2 separate regions of the Mus musculus genome follow, and region 1 is linked to region 2. Evidence: chromatin contacts called from ENCODE Hi-C or POLR2A ChIA-PET data. All regions are on one chromosome and are shown on one strand. The core of a region is the stretch at or near the end of the contact, and the rest is flanking DNA. Distances in the headings are between cores, read along the strand shown. Region 1 has its middle 32 kb from the start of Lncppara. Region 2 holds the start of D130051D11Rik (a long non-coding RNA gene).

The links. A loop is a pair of places that touch in the nucleus more often than their neighbours do. ChIA-PET counts read pairs that join two places held with the same protein, here RNA polymerase II (POLR2A).
Region 1: a loop to region 2 is called in a map of left cerebral cortex, with 6 times the contacts of the local background. The contact joins the enhancer-like site here to the promoter of D130051D11Rik in region 2. A Hi-C loop is called at or near these places in 5 of 37 maps with a recorded cell type or tissue (heart and left cerebral cortex). POLR2A ChIA-PET finds 5 or more read pairs at or near these places in 3 of 5 experiments (Patski and embryonic stem cell).

The regions. Positions count from the first base shown.
Region 1 is chr15:85,669,569-85,673,298 of GRCm38, reverse strand. No RefSeq gene overlaps it. Among named protein-coding and RNA genes, the nearest start is that of Lncppara, 32 kb to the left of the region's middle. Within about 2 kb of position 2,455, at least 3 of the 3 ENCODE cell types and tissues checked have a DNase peak (open chromatin) inside an H3K27ac peak, as active enhancers do; they include heart and left cerebral cortex, where a contact is called at or near this core.
Region 2 is chr15:85,632,230-85,635,917 of GRCm38, reverse strand. D130051D11Rik (a long non-coding RNA gene) reads right to left here and starts at 1,322. Exons shown (of 2, transcript XR_003951642.1): 1 at 1-1,322.

The DNA.
Region 1 (3,730 bases), core at 1,206-3,705, 36 kb before region 2:
GGTCAAAGTTAGCCTCTGGTTGCTGTTCTGACTCTGTCAAAAGAAAGCCTCCTTACTCTGGAGCTCTTATCCTAGATAACTGGAGCAGGCAGCTCTGAATGGTAAGCAAAGAGCAGGCTTGGACTTCTCCAGCCTCGTCCATATTCCCGGAAACAGGGCCTCAAATGCCAGTTCATGGGTCTGAGGTGTAATGGATATAGGTGCCCCCCACTCTGTGTGATTTGAGGTGAATGCCCCCAACAAGGCTATCCAAACCACATTTTTAAAAAAAGTGGGAAGAAGAGCAGTGTTCTCGCACACATATGAAAGCAGCCTTAATCCTCAAGGCTGGAGTATCTTTTTAACCCAGGCTACATACACACATGTAGAGACCCGGTTTTATTTCCCAGATAGACAGACCCTATGTGCTCAAATAAAATGAAGCTATTTCTGGCCTGGAGAGATCACTTAGGCTTTTGAAAATCCAACTTTGAAGAAATTAATTTCAGTGTTACCTGAAAACCCCTATAATTATTGTAAAGACAAATTCTTTTGCCCCTTTTTTTGGTCCCCACAAACCCCTCAAGCCTGCTAGCTGTGCTGTGTGAGCCACCTATAAGAAGGTGCATTTATTAAAGAGGTTATGAACTGGGTTTTGTTGTTATTTGGTTTTGCTTTGCTTTATTTAACCGCCCCATAAACGAGAACTTCCCACCCAAGGGTCTTCCACTGCACTCTGGATTTCGGCTGCTATGCTGAAGGTTCACCCTAAACAAGCTCTCTGAAAATGTCCATCTAGCATCAAAAAATATTTTTAAAGTAAAAAGGGTTTAGTAAAACAGGTCAAATTGTTGAGAAAGGACTTAGGCTTCCAAACAACATTTCCAAACACCCCCCCCAACAGATGTTTTCTCTTTTCTATTGTTTAAAATGTCTGCTATAATATTTTATACGCTCGATAAAATCTCTACAAGGCTAGCAGACCCTACACCTGAGATCAGAAACTGTGTTTCACAAATCCCAAGTTCCGGATGGAGGACAGTGTGGTGTTCTCTGCAAGCTGCCTGGCTTTGGGTTCGAGAGCAACCTACCTGGAATGTGTCCCCGACTCTGAAAGATCCCTGCAGTAGGACCCCTCTTAGAAATCTGCCCATTAAATATTTAAATGCTAAGGAGCTAAAGTGAAAAAGGCTCTTACCTCTCCAACCTTGATCATGCCCGCGGCGCACACGTCCACCGCCCTGCCAGACCACGTCTTGGCCGCCGCTAGCGCTGCGCTGGCATGCCCGCGGCCGCTGGCTGGAGTCCGGGGTGACTTGCGTTGGGCTCCTGGGCGCGCAGAAACAGCCGAGGGCAGTGCGGAGCCGCTCCCGCAACTCTTCGCAGGGTGGGACGGCCTCTGGCCAGCTTACGGCGAGGCCCCAAACCCGGGACCCACCGCTCTCCGGGCTTCTGCAGTCTTACATCCAACGACCCACCACGCAAGAGTGGCCCGAAGGATCGAGTCACGCGTCCACGGCTGGCGCCACTGGAGACCTTTGTCCCGGACGCCAACGAGAGTGTGCGGGCCCGCGTGCGCCCACGCCCTGCCGCGGAGGACCGGGCCGGCGTGCTCCGTGACTTTCTCCAAGTTCACGTGCATCCCGGAGCGGCCAGGCGGGCGCAGCGGGCCCGGACGCTCAGAGCCTGGCCGTCGGGCGGGCTCGGGACCCAGCGGCCCAGGGCGCGAGCGTGGCCACGGTGAGAGCCACCGGGGGCGGCCGGAGGGCACCGGGACGGAGCGGGCCACTCGTCTGGCGCTGCCCGGGCTCCGAATGCAGCGGTGGCTTGGCACAGACGCGCCGCGCGCCCGGTGCATGCTAATGGCCGGCGGGCGCGCCATGAATTATTCAGCAGCGGCGCGGAGAGGACGAGCGCGGCTCGGAGGGCGGCCTGGGCCGCGCGTCCCCCGCCGCTGCAGAGCGGCCGCACCGACTTCCCAAACTTTCCCCGGCCCGCACCGAGGATGCGGCCCCCGCGGCGCCGCGGTCCCCGCCCGAGCGCGCTGGCCGCGCTTCCCCCGTTGCCGCCTATTTTATGTCTTTTGTCTCGGAGTTGGCACCTGTCCCAGAGAGCGCGTTTCCCTGCCCACCCCTTCGCCGCCGGATCGGGGCGGGGGAGGGGGCACGGGGGACCGGGGAGGAGGGGACGAGGGAAGCGAGGCGCCCGCGCGCCCTGCGTCCTGGGGAGACCGCCCGGGGGCGGTGGCGGCGGCCGTGCCCGAGCACCCGGGCACCCCTGCTCCGCGGGGAGGTCAGGGTTGCGAACGCGCCCGGAATACCAACGAGGCCGCTGTGCCCGCTGCGGGCCCGTGCGTCCGGGCGCCGCCCCTCCCGGGCGGCCCCCACCCAGACGGGCGCGCTTGGGCTGGGAGGGCGGCGGGAGCTGCGGATTCGCCGCCCCGGCCCCGCGCCTGGCCCCGCAGCTCCGCGTGCGCGCCCCCGCAGGCACGCCGCCCCGGGCGCTCCCCGCTTGCGCGCGCCCGCCCCGCGGCCCCGCCCGTCGCCTTCGCGCGCCCACCCCACTGGGCACCGCACCGCGGAGACCCACCGGTAGAGCCCCGGGGCCAACGCAGCGGGGAGGGCTGAGCAGGAGCGCGTCCCCTGCCCGCGCTGCCCGCGCCACCCGCGCCGCCTTGGCACGGAGGCGGCTGCCCGGGCGCGCTCCGCGGCTGCGCTCCAAGGCTCTGGCTGCCATGATTGCGGGCAGTACCGGGACGCGCGTGCACGCTCGGGGCCGATTGGGACCCTCGGTCTACAGGATCCCCCTCTGCCCGCCCGCAGCCTGGTACGCGCAGAGGACAGCCGCCAGGGTCACGGAGCTCTAGATAGCGTACTGAGACAACGTTGTGGGCCCGATAGTGGCAGTGGCTTCCCGCAGGAAGGGCGCGCGCATGGGCGACCCAGCCAGTCCAACGGAGCAAGGGGCGCGGTGCCCAGCGGGGTACGGCAGGGAGAGCACACAACCTCTCGAATGGGTATGGGAAGTAATGCACAGAACTGAGCATGCAAAGGGGCCGTGCAAGGTGCCTGGGAAGGCATGGGATTCGCGGAGGCATGTTGCCCAGAGCTGGTGCCCACCTCCAGGCTCGCTCCTTTCCCGCTGGAAACAACTTCCTGCTATTAGGACTGGGGCACGGGAGCTGCGAGGGTAGTTCAAGGCCATGGCTTTGCTCTCAGCCCTTCAGCGACACTGCTGGCTCCAGGCCACCCCGGGCCCCTAAAAGGGGGAATGGGACGGCTGGGCTCCAGGACCTGGTTATTGGTTAGAATGCCAAGGAGGCCGCAGCGTCTTTCAGATCGCTTCACTGGCGCGCACAAGCGTTTTCCAAACACAGGCCAGCCTGGGCCTCAGGCTCTCAGAGACACATGTGAACACAGGGTCCCTAGACTTGGATTCCCTCCTCCTGTCCAGACATGCTCTGGATCACAGCCACTTGGACCTGGCTGGTTCTGGAGGTGTATGATAGCCCGTTGACGACCAGGGCCAGAGAGAACAAGGCCTCCAGGGCCCATCCCACAATCTCTGTGCCTGTCTCCCCCCTCCTCCTCCCCACTGGCCTTGGCATTCTAACCAGTGTCCTTTGACGTCATATCTCGCCATTTCTGTCAACCAATTGAAACTTGCTCGTTGTAATAAAAAATATAATTTTTTTATGCCATTGGTAAATTCAAAAGTTCCTCGTGTGTCCCGCTTCCCAGGAAACTTCATT
Region 2 (3,688 bases), core at 73-2,572:
GTCCCTGAGAGTGGCTTGGCAGGCTTGGTCCAACAAACCAGATGCTTGGAAATCACCTACTTTTCCATGTTCTTCAAAGGCATCATAGAGACCATCTTCTGCAACCCACTCCTGACTCCGGTACAAAGAAAGACAGCGCACAAATGATGCACAATCTACAATGTTTCATTTGGGGGTTGATCTTGTAATGGTGCAGAAGCGACAGGCATCAGCAGAAACACTACTTGGGATTTTGAGTTTGATCTCTTCCATGCTGGTGATAATGCGATATAAGCACCCTTTCTCAACGCTGGCCATCACCAGGGGAAACCACATGCTCCAGTGTGCTGAGTTGATAAGCCAGGACATTTAGTAGATTAAGCAACCCCATGATGTTTTAAGCCACAGTGGGTCCTCTGTATGAGCCATTATTAAAGGTTAAAGAACCTTTATTTGATGGTCTCGGTGAACAAGTTGGGGTGGGGACATCAGGCACCTCCAGGATGCTTAAAGTCTTCTGGCTAGGAATAAAGAATGATGAACGGGGCAGTGCTGGCGACGAGAGGTGACCACGGAAAGGAACTATGTGCTCCAGCTGAGCAGAACAGATTAAACCAGAGAATCAGAACCAGGGTGTGGAAGGACTTGTCTCTCTGTGGAGGGACAGTGCTGGCCACAGTGGCTAGGAGCCCTGCGACAGCACATCAGAAGCATGTGCGGGCCTTCCTGAAAAGTGGCTGTCAACAAATAGGCGCTCTCGTCTCTGGGCCTGCAGACCTCCAAAAGGGGCGTTCACACTGCGGGGCTAGCCTGGGCTCTGCATTTCTTGGATAGGGCTGAGCACCCGGCAGGGCCACGTCGCTCCTGGTACAGAGGGAGGCTACAGTCTAAAGTAGGAGGGGCCTCGGGTTCCCGGTGCCAGGACTCCGCCGCCAAGACGGTGCCGTGGCCTGCCCCCTCTAGGGACCTAGAAAGCTCCACGCTCACACCTTGAGGGGGTACAGAGGGAGCAGAAAAGGCAGAAGTGCGCCCACGGCGCCCACAGCCCTTAAAATAACACACAACTCTCACGCTCCACCCCGGAAGCAGACTCGCGGTAGACGTAGGGCGGGGCCTCTCGAGTCTGGGGGCGTGACTTCTAAGTAGCCTGCGCCGGAAATGAAGTCCAGGGTGCGGCATACTTGGAGGCCGCGGTTCGCAGCTGAGAGGCGGGGCCCTGTCTAGAGGCGGAGCCTTGCCCAGCTGGAGGTGGAGCCACTGGGCCACCATCTCCGACTTCCGGGGTCGCGGGCGGTGCGGGCGGAGTGAAGCACAGAGTGGGCGGGCCCTGGGTCGGCCAGCTCTGAATGCAAATTTACGGCCTAGCAGGCTGCGGCTCCGGGGCGAGGCCTGCGTGTGGGGCGGGGCCTAGGTATGTGGGCGGGACCTGGCGCCGGGCACGCCCAACCTTAGTGCGGGCAGGCGGGAGGCGGAGCCTCTGCGCGCGGCCTAAATGAGTTTGCGCAGACTCAGGGCGGGCTCTCAGCCTGTCACTGTGAACCTTAGGGCTGCATTTCACTTGAATCAGATTTTCGTTTTAGTCAGACTTTTCTGTTCTGAAAGCTTTCCTGCCCTTGGAGTTTGTAAATCTTGGCAAGGAGGAAGAAAACGGGTAACCCTCAAGCTCCTCGTGAGATTTTTCCTTTTTTGAGGCTGTGTACGTGATGTAAAGAGTCTTGCAAAATTGCAGTAACACTTGAGAATACCTTAAAAATACCCAGTTCTTGATCTAAGGGTGTACCTCAGTTGGTAGAGTCCTTTCCTAGCAGACAGGAGACCTTGGCTTCCATTCTAGTATCAAACAAACAAACAAACAAAAACTTTATAATTTTCCAACTCAAAAATCATACGTTACTGGAGAAAATTTAGAAAGTTGACAAGAATTTTTAAAAACCTGATCAATATGCCAGGTAGTGGCACACTCCTTTAATCCCAGCACTTGGGAGGTAGAGGCAGGTGAATCTCTGCTCTTGAGACCAGCCTGGACTACAGAGCAAGTTCCAGGACAGTCAGGGCTATATCTCAAAAACACCAACAACAACAACACAAAAAACAACAACAAAAACAAATAAACACTCTGATTATTTAAGATCACTAGTGTTAACATTTTGACGTTTCTATTTTTATAATTCTATGTATATTTGAAACAGAAATAGGGACAATACTATACAGTACTACCTTGCCCTTTGTCTTTTTGTGGCTGGTGTTGCTGTGAGGGTCTGACCATAGCCCTATTTGTGGCCCCACACAGCCCTAGATGGGAAACCCCTTTGTTATTTAACTCTCATAGGCCGTCTTGTTTCCATCTCTTTTGAGTTTTCCTTTCTTTCTTTCTTTCTCTCTTTTGTTTTTGTTATTGTTTTTTGTTTGTTTTTGTTGTTTGTTTTTTCGAGACAGGGTTTCTCTATATAGCCCTGACTGTCCTGGAACTCACTTTGTAGACCAGGCTGGCCTCGAACTCAGAAATCTGCCTGCCTCTGCCTCCGGAGTGCTGGGATTAAAGGCTTGAGCCACCAAGCTCGGCCCTCTTTTGAGTTTTCTACATTTAAAAGGTAACAATGTTTCAACAAGTGATAAATCACTTGTAGCCAAAAAATAGATACCTAGTGTCCAGATTACATAAAGAACTAAAACTCAACAATGAAATCCCTAATTTAATTATAGGCAAAGGACTTAAATGTTTTTAAAGACTAAGTAGCTAAGACCCATACAGCCAACAAGATACTCATTGTGGCCAATCAACAGAGGGGAAAAAAAAAAAACCAAATTCACAAAACACTTCACACTAAGGTTGCAAGTACAGAAAAAAAAAAAAAGCACAAAAATGGAAAAATGGAAAAAGTGTTGGCAAGTATGTGGAGAATCTGGAACCTTTTCACATTGCTGGTAGGAATGCAAAATGACGTAGTTGCTACAGAAACCTTTATGGAAAAGCCAGAGCTACCACAAGGCCCAGCAATTTCTCTTGTCAGTATGTAACCAAGGACTTGAAAGCAGGAATGCTGTCAGTCTGCTGTGCACTCCTGCTCCAAGGAGAGGAAAGGTAGAAATTCTAGAAACAGCTCCCAAAGGGTCATGGATGGGTCAGTGGGTGAAGCTGATAGCATAAACACAAACAAAGGGGCATCAGCAGGCTTAGAAAGGAATCAAGTTCTCCAATCAGCTACAACAGAATTGAACCCTGAAAACAGGGCTAGGTGAAGAAAGCTAGACACAAAGTATCCAATCATGAGGCCCATTCAACAGATCCTCAGGCGAGCCCATAGACAGGAGAATGGCGTTTCTAGGCTCTGAGGCCAGAGGAAGTGTAAAGTTCTTAGTGACCAGATGAGTTTCAGTTTAGGATGAGAAGGTGTGGAAATGGATGCTGATGGCTGCATAGCAAGGAGTGGATGCCTAATGCTGTGGAAACAGTACATTAAAAAAAAAAAAAAAAAGCTTATTAATATTCATGAGGAAGTCTGAGGACGATTTTTAGGAGTGTCTCCTTCCACCTCCTTGAGGGAGGGCAGCTCATTTCTGCTGCGCAGTACAGGCAAGCTGACCCTTGTGCTTGCAGCTGATTCTCCCGTTTCTGACTCCCATCTCGCCGAAGTGCTGAAATTAGATACATGCCTGACGTAAATCAGACTTTTTATGTGGGTTCCAGGGATCAAATTCAAGCTGGCGA